Regions from separate parts of the Homo sapiens genome. Here region 1 is linked to region 2. The links are chromatin contacts, found by Hi-C or POLR2A ChIA-PET in ENCODE. All regions are on one chromosome and are shown on one strand. The core of a region is the stretch at or near the end of the contact, and the rest is flanking DNA. Distances in the headings are between cores, read along the strand shown.

Region 1 (5,817 bases), core at 2,100-4,599, 46 kb before region 2:
ATACAAACTTGCTTAAGCAAAATATTAATTTATTAACTGTCAGTGAAAAGTTCATGGTTAGAGGTGACTTGATCAAAGGAGTCAAATGATGTCACTAGTCCTTGTTTCTTTCCGTTACTTGGCTCTGTCTCCCACTGCGTTTTCAAAGAGATTCTCTCCCCTCTGCTCCACTTGCTTCTTGTGTTTCAAGTTCACTGGGAAGATGGATTCTGTAGAGTCAGACAATGAGAGTCCAATATAAGCATGCACCTAGCCCTTCTATCTTTTGGATATGACTGCCATAGTGAGGATGGGCTAAGAGCTGGAGGACCACTGGCACACATGAAGATCACAGAATCAGAGTTGTTAGGGCTAAAAGGGCATTTATAGATCCCTGTATCCGTTACTGATTGCTGCATAAAACTACCCCCAAACTTAGTGGCTTAAAATAATACCTTATTATATCTGGTGATTCTTTGAGTCAGAAATTCAGACAGGGTACAAAGCGGATGGCCTACAATTGCTGTATGATTTCTGGACCTCACTGACCAAGCATTTTTCCCCTTCCCTCATTCCAATCTTCCTTCCTCCCCCATCCCCAGCCTTTTTGTGTGATTAGCTTGGCCTTTCTCATAGCATGACAGCCTTAGTCTAAGTTAGCTTCCTTATGCGGAAGATCCGGGCTCCCAGAGAGAACATTCCAAGAGATATGAAGTGGAAGCTGCCAGTTTCTTAAGGCCTGACGCTGAAAACTAGCAAACCATCACTTCCCTCTTACTCTGTCAAGCAGTCACAGAGCCCTCTTAGATTCAAGGGCACAGGACCTAGCCCCAGCCTCTTGATGGGAGAGTGTCAAAGAATATGCATGCAGCCATCTTTCACCTGCCGTGACCATCTAGTCACATAACCTTTTCTCAGATGAAAAACTTGAGGCCTGAGAGGAGCAGCAGTTAGTCCAATTTCTCTGAGCCCTCTCTTTAGAAATAAAAAACAGCAACCAGGACAGAAACCTGTACCCTAACCAGCCAGAGTACCTGTACTCACCACTTTCTGCTACCTTCTCCTTTTGCTCTGTGTCACTGAGCCATGGAGGTACATAGTGGGGTGACAGCCAGGGTATATTGTTTTTTCTTTGCAAATAAGATACTGACAGAATGGTGCTTGTCAGTTTTGAGGGAGCTGCTTTGTATCAGCCTCAGGCTCCATGACTCTGCTGGGACCCTTTCTCAGCCAGAGAGAGAGAGAGCCTGTTTTGATTGTGTTGTAGAGGGCATCTTTGCTTGTTGCATTTTTGCTTCCTGGGAGGTGTGTGGAGGTCGGGGTACAAGGGGCTGAAGATTACAGCTCCTTATTTGAGCAGCCTTTTCCTCCCTCTACCCAATACTCCTCCCATTCATCAGTGAGCCACTGATGCATGCCTGTTGGAAAGTCAGTCATTTTATAACCTAATATTGCAATAGTTTCTGGGTTTATTGTCTCCCTCCAACCTGCGGCTTCACACCATCTGGTGTGCATGCAGGCGCACAAGGGAGAAAGCTGAGAGGGAGGGAAAACAGCTTTCCCCATTCCTTCTCCCTTCTGGGAGGAAGGAAAATTTACATTCTTTTCCTCATGTAGGACTTGATGTCAGTTTCTAGGTGTGTGAAGCGGGAGGGGAGAGATGGTCAGAGCACATGGTAATGGAGGGTATTTCAGCAATTGGTCAGAAATCCAATTAAGTCTCCTCTTCTAAAGATGGGAACTTTCTTCTCTCCTAAGTTATCTTTTACCTGGTGTGAGGACAATTTTTATTTTTTTAATATTCTTACATTTCATGTATCATGCCTCAAGAACAGGCAGTCTTCATGGATAAGCCAGACAGTTATGTTAATTTAGAATTCATTTATGACCTAAGGGACCTGAGAAAGAATAAATTAATTCAGAATTAAATGTGGATGTGTACGTGCATGTCTACATACACGTGCACGTATGCATGCTGAGATGCATTCTATCTTTAACATTCTAAATCAGGTAAAAAGAAATCTCAACAGCATACATATTGGGCTGGGAGTAGGTCAAGGTGAATAAATTAATTAAATGTAACATTCTTTGATTTCCTTGCGTCAGTTCCCCTCTCAGAGAAAGAGAGATCTAACCAGAAGACGCAATCTAATTGATGTTCTTTTGTTTTTTTAATCCCAGCAAATTAAAGAGACTTTGCCAGTGATGTTTTTAGTTCTTTCAGGAAGAATGTGATTCCTGCTTACACTTGTACATTGTAATTTTAGTATATATTTAAAGTTTGCTGTTGTTTTCCTAACCTGAGCATTTTGGGGAAATTCTGAGCCTTAGAGATGAACAATTAGCTTGAAATAATGATATTTAAGAAGAAAAATCTGTTGGTACACAAGGGTCAGTGGCTCTAGTCTCAGTTTCTGATGAGTTCATTTCATCATTACCCTTGGAATCAGAAACTTCTTTTTTTTTTATTTATTTATTTTTTTAGACAGGATCTTCCTCTGCTGCCCAGGCCAGAGTACAGTGGTACAATCATGGCTCACTGCAGCCTCAACAACCTCCCCGGCCCCAGCAATCCTCCCGCCTCAGCTTCCAGAGTGGCTGGTACTACAGGCATAAGCCACCACACCCAGCTAATTTTTTATTTTTTGTAGAGACAGAGTCTTACTATGTTGCCTAGGCTGTTCTCAAACTCCTGGGCTCCAGCAATCCTCCTGCCTTCACCTCCCAAAGTGCTGAGATTACAGGCAGGGATCAGCAACTTCTTAAAGGTGGCTGATAAAGACAATCATATGTTGAACACAGAAGAATGGTGAGGATGGGGTGGGGGTTGGGGAAGATTGGGAGGGGGCCTGGTAGACCAAATCTGCTTCTCTAAGCTTCATCACAGCCACAGGCATCTTACAGCTTCAATTCTCACTTTATCCTTAACTCTTTTCTTAGGACTCCCAAATTCAGAATGCAGAGGTGTGGTTAATTTGATCATGTTTCTGAAATGTCTCTTACTTGTAAGATGAAGCAAATCAGTACTTGCTCTTCTTGCCCTTCCAGTGGAATGTTAATGCATGTACTTTGAATTTCTACATACTCCTGCTGAACCATTTCTCCAATATACAATCCCACAAGCCCTTCTACATGCTTCCTATGAAAATCAAGCAAAACTATGAAAGGTGACAGCATCCTGGGAGCAGGAGACTGAGGGCTAATCTTGGGTCATCTTCTACCTTGCAGTTCACCTACCTCTGAGCCTCCTTCCAGCCTCATTCATGCTGATCAGCTCCCTGGGTTGCTGTAAGAATAAAGCTCAGGGACACATGAGAGTGTTCTGGAAGGGTGGAAAGCTCCACATGCAGGAGGTTACATAATTATGTTCTAAGATTGTTCACAGCTGTCAAGCGCGACACACTGACATCCTCATGCTCCTCCACCGTTGAGAAGCAGCTGTTACTTTCATTTCAGCCTCTCCCTTCTCTGTAGGCCAGATTGAGGAGAAATGAATGAATTAAAAATCTGTTGGGGGTGAGGGAAAACCATCTGAGATGTCTTCTGTCTGGTTTTTCATCTGTGAGTATTTTAATATTCCCATTGAAACTGCAAGGTGGGTATATAAGCAGTGTAGGAGGAGGAATGTGGAACTGGAGTCACTCTAAAAATGAAATAGTAGAAATAACAGTGCTCTGGGTGAGAGGGCAGTCACTGAATATGACTCTTAAAAATTGGAGTTGGGATCAGGCATGGTGGCTCACACCTGTAACCCCAGCACTTTGGGAGGCTGAGGCGGGCAGATCACCTGAGCTTAGGAGTCCGAGACCAGCCTGGCCAACATGGCGAAACACCATCTCTACTAAAAGTACAAAAATTAACCAGGCGTGGTGGCGGGTGTCTGTAATCCCAGCTACTTGGGAGGCCAAGGCAGGAGAATCGCTTGAACCCAGGAGGCCGAGGTTGCAGTGAGCCAAGATTGTGCCATTGCACTTCAGCCAGGATGACAAGAGCAAAACTCTGTCAAAAAACAACAACAACAAAAAGCACGGTGGTTCACACTTGTAATTCCAGTTCTTTAGGAGGGCAAGGGAGAAGGATTGCATGAGGCCAGGAGCTCAAGAGCAGCCTGGACAGCACAGCAAGACCCCATTTCTGCAATAACAGTAATGATGATAACATTAAAAAGAGGACTGTCTGAGCACCTGCGGGGTTTCCTGGACCAGTTCACACACAAACTGGGGTACTTCAGCACAGCTCTTGAGGTTTATTTCTTGTCCTTCCCTCCTTATTCCCCACATTTATCTGTATCTGGAAGAGTTAGGCCAAGGCCTTTTGACATGCCTAGAAAGTACTTCCCTACCTTGCTCACCTGGAGCACACCTACTTTTTAAAGATCTAGCACAAATGTAAACTTTACAGAAAGCTTTCCCTGATACCCACTGCCACAGAGGATTATTCTTCACTTTTTCATACCTCTGTGTTTGTAAATGCCTCTGTCACAGCATCCACTACTGATGTAAAGACATCTGTCACATTATGTTTTTACATTTTCTTGGTGGGGAGTGTCTTAGTCCATTCAGGTTGCTGTAACAAAATATCATAGACTGGGTGGGTTATAAACCACAGAAATTAATTTCTCACAGTTCTGGCTTCTGGAAAGGTTAAGATCAAGGCTCTGGCAGGTTTGGTGTCTGGCGAAGCTCCCTTTCCTGGTTCACAGACAGCTGTTGTTTCACTGTGTCCTCACCTGATGGAAGGAGAAAGGGAGCTCTGAAGTCTCAAGTGCAGAAATCCCATTCATGAGGGCTCTGCTCTTACGACCTGGCCTCTTCCTGGAGGCTCCATCTCCCAATAATCATCACCTTGGGGATTAGGATTTCAATGTGAATTTTGGGGGGACACAAACAGACTGTAGTAGACAGTGAGCTCTTTGAGGACAGGAATCATGTCTTCTTCGTCCTTGTCTTCATAGGGCACTGCAGAAGTTTTGTCACATATTAAGTACTCAGTAAATATTTAATAAGTGTATGAATGAGTTAAAAAGAAAAAAAACTAAACTTACACCATGTGCTAACGTTCCTTTTGATTCAAGAATTAATGTTAGTGCCCCATCACAATTCCCACTTGGAAAACAACCGTTAGTCCCGTAGATATAGACAGAATGTCACCGAGTTGGGTGTTTGTGTATGCGTTAGTTTCCTAGGGCTGCTGTAACAAATCACCACAAATTGGGTGGCCCAAAACAGATGTGTTCCCTCACAGTTCTGGAGTCTGGAAGTCTGAACTCAAGGACCTGGCAGGCCAGTGCTCCCTCTGAAGGCTTTAGGGGAGAATTTTTCCTTGCCTCTTCCTAGCCTCTGGTGGCTGCTTGGCAACCCTTGGTGTTCCTTATCTTGTAGCTGCAACACTTCAGTTTCTGCCTCTATAATGATTGCTATGGTTTGGAATGTTTGTGTCCCCTCAAAATTCATACATTGAAACCTAATCCCCAGTGCTGTAGTATTAAGAGATGGAACCTTCAGCAGGTGATTAGGTCATGAGGTCTCTGCCCTTGTCAGTGGGATTAGTGCCCTTACAAAAGAGGCCTCAAGGAGCCACTTCTCCTTTCTGCCATGGGAGTGTGCAGCAACAGGGCACCATTTTTTGAGGCAGAGCGCAAGCCTCCCCCAGGCACGGAATCTGCCAGTGCCTTGACTTTGGACTTCCCAGCCTCAAGAACTATGAACAATACATTTACATTGTTTATAAATTACCAGTTTAAGATATTTTGTTATAGCAGCCCAAATGGACCGCAGCAGCCATCTCCCATCTGTGTATGTCCGCGTCCGACTTTCCCTTTTCTCTTAAGTGTATGAG
Region 2 (5,420 bases), core at 2,177-4,676:
ATTAGAACTTCTATGTGGATATCCAAAAGGGGTGGGAGGAATAAAGTTACTTGGTGAGTTCCTATACTATTAATGAAGTCTCTGCCTCCATGCCTGTTGAGACTGGTATCTGAGGTGAACTCCTGTCACCTTTTCTGTTGAATCTTATTTTGGGGAGAAACCAGTAATTGAAGTGAAACAGTGTAAGTGACTCTCCAATGTATCACAAGCTCTCTTCAACTCAATTTAGAAACATCTCTTATTAGGAATGAAAACTTTAAGCAGATGCCCCATTCCAACCTCCCACCCCCACCCCGCCTTTTTTCTGTTGGACTGTTATGCTTGTTTGTGGCACATTTAATTAGCTTCTCAGGGACTTGCTGTGAATAATAGCTCCCTCACATTTAGAAATGCGATAGGTATACACTTGTTTGTTTAGAATCAGATCACGTATTTCCATGTAAAGATATTTCAAATAATGCCTGGGTTCACAGGTGCCATTTTAACTCAGTTTGCAACCGGAATGCAGTACTCATCCTATTATCTTGGGTTTGGGGAGTAGGAGGCTGTATAGGAGGGGAGGGAAAGGAAGAGGAAGAGAAAAAAATTGAGCACAGTTTTGAAATTGACAAAGGGTTTCCTGGGTGCTGCCTCTTGCTGCCTCCCTGTCTCCTACTTCTGTCCTCAGGACCTTCCAGGACCCTGACGGCCCATCATGGCACTTTGTAGACCTCCAAATCACTCAGTCAACTCTGAATCCAACTCCCACTGTGGCAGGGCTGGTGTTCTTTGCTGCGTTAAGAATGTTGTTCTCCAATTCCAGACATTTAAACCAAAGAGTAAATGTTAATTAGCGCCTTAACTTCCAGAAAGCAATTTCCAGTTTCCCTTTTAATCGTGACAATGAACCTAATTGGTAGAATTAGGCAAGAAGAGAGGGAAGGGGCAGAAAATTCTGGACTGAGAACTTGCCTCTAGGTTTGGTGCTCCCTGCTTGTGCCTGGATCTCCCAGCTTCCTTCATTTCTGGATCCCATAGTGTTTGAAAGCTGCAGGTGCTCTGCGGTCTCCCAGGGCAATAGCGAAGTTGTGAGATGAGGTTGAGGAATGAGGTGGGAGCAGGTGTGGATAGTTCACACTACTGACCTGGATGAAATGTTTGTGAGTCAACCCTACCTTTGGAGTCAGAGAGCTTGGTTCAGCTATCAGATCCACTGACTATGTAACTTTGAGCATTTATTTAACCTCAAGGTCTTCATCATAAGAGGGCATTATAAAGATTAATAACAATTCACAAGAAACCTTTTGGCCCAAAGTAGGTGCCCAGTAAATGAGTGATGTTATTAAGAGCCCAGGTGGTGGTGGATAGTGACATTAGCAATATCAGGAAGGCAGCAGCATTAGTCAAATAAACGATGTGTTCATTGTTATTTGAAGGGTACGTAATGTTCTGTTTGTTTGTTTAAAATGGATTTGTGAGGGATGGGTGTGAAGGATGGCTTGAGGCCAGGAGTTCGGGACTAGCCTCAGCAACATAGCGAGACCTCATCTCTACAAAAAATATATATAAAAAAAAGCTGGGTGTGGTGGCACCGCCTGTAGTCCTGATTACTCAAAAGGCTGAGGTGAGAGGATTGCTTGAGCCCAAGAGTTTGAGGCTGGAGTGAGCCGTGATCACACCGTTGCATTTCAGCCTGGGTGACAGAGCGAGCCCCTGTGTCAGAAAATAAGATTTGGGGGGATGGAAAACAGGGTGGAGCGCGAGTTAGGTAGTCAGAAGTTGTACCTCCAGATGCTGGCTGAACGAGGCAGCGGAGCATCTGTGAGGAGGTTGGGCCTTTGCAGAGAGAGCCCGGGGCGGGACGCCGGAGGAATATTTGACACAGTCTGAGTGGCCGCTACGCAGACGCTTTCATCAGCAGTCATTCCTCGTCTGTCTATAGGCGAGAATCAATAACAGAAGAAAAAGGTGACAAATCATTCATTGCCCAGAGACTGGCTGTAAATCCAGTGCCTGTTATTTTCTTTCTAATCATTTTAACAAAACTTCTGTACGAGTCCTTTCCCTGCAACACAGAACCTCATCCCTGGACTTTGAAAGGCCTTTGGAAAGATCTGAAATTACATTTTGTATTATCCGAAGTTGTTATCTCGGGGGAGTTAAAGGTCTACTTTGCTCTTTGTGCTTAAGTTAGATCAGCGTTCATAATGTCATAGTTTTCTTTTTTACAATCTGTTTCATGATACTCATAAATTTTAGAGAAATCTGTCTGAAGGTTCTGCATACACCTCTGTGTGTTTCTGGGGGGTGTGTACTTTTATACATCTTAGCTCTGACTTGCTGTTATACAAACTCACTCTTAATATCGCATCTCCCTCCCCTTTCTCTCCCCACAGAAACACAAACACACTTATTTATGTATAGAGTCCTGAAAGTCAGAAAGGACATTAAAAACCATGTATTCCACCCAACTTACTTGGTAGCCAAGGAAACAGAAACCTAGGGAGAGGAGCTGATTCCCCTACCCCCTTGTAGGGAGCACCAGGACTAGGCCCTGGGTGTCCTGCTTCAGGTTCAGAGCTTGGGATGCAGAGCTTGTCCCCAGAGCAGGAGCTGCAGGGCCTGCTCTCCAAGCTGCCTGCACTTTCACAGATGGATGTCAGGTGCCTCCCAAGCTGGAGTACCTGGAAATGGGTAAAAATAGTTGAACAAGTGAGTACAGTTGGCGAAAAGTAAAGTCTTTTTAGACAGCTTTGGAATGATTAGAGAGGGGACTTGGGGACCACTCCAGCAGTGGTCTGCATAGAAGATCTTTTGTAAGCACTGATTTATTTTTCTGCTGAGGGGCCAGCCTCAGGCAGAATTGGGAAATAGGCAGCTTGATATGATGCAGTGATTTTCTAACCCTTTCTCCATCTCCCTTTTAAAACTATAGGACTCTTCCCTCAAATAGAAGCATAAGAGGAAGCCCAATAAGTAAAACCGATCCAAGTGGTCGAAGCGGGGGTGGGAGGCCCAGGTTCTGCTCACTTGACTGTCACATTCTTTCCTTGCACTTCATCTTCCACCTTCACCCTCCACTAATTACAGGGCTTCTCCGGAGGCCCAGCCCTTGTGCTAGGTTTGGAAACCACCCTTGCCGTGAAAAGCCAGTGTTTTGGATTCAGGCAACCCTGTGTTAGTCACCGTGGGCAAACCCCTTCACCACTGAGCCTGACTTTCTTTTCTTGTCAATTGAGGATTAAGTCTCAAAGATTTTTGCATGTAAATCTTAATATATAACTGGGCCTTAGCAGATACTCTGTAAACATTGATTCCTATCTCTCTTTTCTTCTCCCTTCACTTTTGCCCCCGGATGGCCTCTCCCTCTTCAGGAGCCCTGGGATCTAGCATTCTTCAGACATGCTCAGCTCTCCAGGAAAACTATGAGTCACTTATATTCCAGGTCAGGTCAGCCTGTCTTGCCCAAGAGCATTTCCATTGGCAGTTCAGATTCTAGCAAAAAAAAAACTCAATTCCTGCCTCTCGGATATTCAGTTAATTGAGAACTGGCTCAAACAATTGACATTCAAGGGAACTGTATTGAGGGACCTTGTCATCATTCATTTATTAAGACCAGCAGTTGGCCTTCTATCTCCAGTTAAGTTGAGCACTGGTCTAGGCACTTATATAACAATATAGTATATATATTCCTTAAAATCCTCATATTCTGCATAATTGCATTAAAAAAACCAGCATGACTTATAGGAAAAGCAGAGTTATGACCATATCCCCCAAAACCTATTTGACTTTGTAACCAGGACATTAACAAAAGCAAAAGAAACACGAAAAGATAAAGAAATACCACTCTAAAAAGGACTTTACCTTTAAAAATGGTTGAAGATGGCTTGATGGATTGTAAGGAAAAGTTGTTGAATTTTGGAGACAAGGATACAATGAAGTAAGATCATAGGCAACAATACAAAAAGAAAAGCCACATACTTTCTGAACCAAGAACCACATGTCTGTCTGAGCTGAGAACTCTGTGACTTGCTGTATTCTGTGTTTGAGTACATTTTTTTTAGCTGCTAGTTCTTGATTGTACAAAATATTAGCATTCTAGGAAAATTGCATGTGAAAGCAATCCAACTTTTAATTGTGCTGACATCATTTTCCTATCTGCCAGTCCTGTACAAGCAGTTCATGTTACAGTGACATATTCTGTAGTAGGTCAGACTGTTTCTAGATATCAGTGGCCTAAACCCCAGACACAGAACACAGGGGGATGCAGGTGAATAAGGCTCCGTTCCTGTCTTCAAAAAACTCATGGTCTCATGTGAGACATGAGAATGAGCTCAAATAGCTGTAGTACAAATGCTGTATGAAGGGGGACAGGAAATAATTTGTATGATTGTGGAGTAAGGTTAGGAGGCAAAAGCTTTTAGGTGGGTAGAATTGGCAGGATTTCAGCAGGCAAGGAGGGAGGGCACACTGAAGAGAACAAGTAGAGGCTTGGGGACTGGAAAACACTGGACATATTTGGGGGACTAGCATATTGTGGGGGATCCGTTTGGGGGCTGGGGCCAATTAAGAACATAAGGGAGCAGTTAAGACAGGGACGAAAATGGAGATTGGCCTCAGAGTGGGGGAGGCCTTGGCTATGGAGATGGGGGCACCGTGGAAGGATTTTGAGCAGGTGAGTGATGTGATTAGAGCCCATCCTTCAAGAAGCTCCTTCTGGCAGCCTATGCTGGGTGCGGTGGTGGGAACAGAGTGTAGTTCGGAGGTATTGCAGTTGTCCCTGTGAGAGATGTGAGGACCCTGGCTGGACTGTTACAGTGACACACAGTGGCATGGGGTGTGCAGGAAGGACACTACACCACAAACATTTTAAGGACAGAATCTGAAGTATTTGTCAACTGAGTGATGGTGCAGGGCTCTGGTGGTACCTGTTTAATGATGACAGATTTACTGTTTGCAGTGATGCTAGCTGTCATGATTGAGTCCTGTAAAAGATTATATTAAGCTAAAACTAACTGTAAAAATCAGTATATCTGTTTCTTTCCCTTCCTTTCTCTCACTTCTTTCCCTTCTTCCTTCCCTCCTTCCCTCCTTCCCTCTCTCCTATCTACCAGGTGCTTTGTGTTAACTTTTCATTCAGAGTGTTTTCTGTCCCTTACAAAGCTGACAGAGTTGTCAAGAGGTTTCACCCACTCAACCCACATTACTTGACACACAGTTACTTGCATTACAAAGCACTGCATGAGGAGCTCTTGGTAATAAAGGGGTGACTCAAACACAGATCCTCCCCTCCAGGGTCACGTCTGTGCTGTTGAATGTTGAACCACATGACTACATTACTAAATAAAAACTAAAATTAAAAGAAAAACAGGGAGGGAAGTGATAGAATAGATAGAAAAAGTATTGGAATATTTATTTTTAAAAGTCACATGCCCAAATAA

The links. Hi-C counts contacts between places; a loop is a spot of excess contacts on that map. ChIA-PET counts read pairs that join two places held with the same protein, here RNA polymerase II (POLR2A). Pooled maps may share reads with other maps.
Region 1: a loop to region 2 is called in a pooled map, with 4 times the contacts of the local background. The contact joins two enhancer-like sites. A Hi-C loop is called at or near these places in 11 of 168 maps with a recorded cell type or tissue (Caco-2, Calu3, GM12878 and 8 more), 8 of 37 single-sample maps with no recorded cell type and 17 of 50 pooled maps. POLR2A ChIA-PET finds 5 or more read pairs at or near these places in 4 of 52 experiments (AG04450, GM12878, activated CD4-positive, alpha-beta T cell and 1 more).

Annotation. Positions count from the first base shown.
Region 1 is chr3:192,862,692-192,868,508 of GRCh38, reverse strand. All of the region lies in intron 1 of MB21D2 (Mab-21 domain containing 2), which reads left to right. Among named protein-coding and RNA genes, the nearest start is that of MB21D2, 52 kb to the left of the region's middle. RefSeq lists an enhancer at 828-907. Within about 2 kb of position 3,349, at least 6 of the 41 ENCODE cell types and tissues checked have a DNase peak (open chromatin) inside an H3K27ac peak, as active enhancers do; they include GM12878, where a contact is called at or near this core.
Region 2 is chr3:192,817,062-192,822,481 of GRCh38, reverse strand. All of the region lies in intron 1 of MB21D2 (Mab-21 domain containing 2), which reads left to right. Among named protein-coding and RNA genes, the nearest start is that of FGF12, 92 kb to the right of the region's middle. Within about 2 kb of position 3,426, at least 8 of the 41 ENCODE cell types and tissues checked have a DNase peak (open chromatin) inside an H3K27ac peak, as active enhancers do; they include GM12878, where a contact is called at or near this core.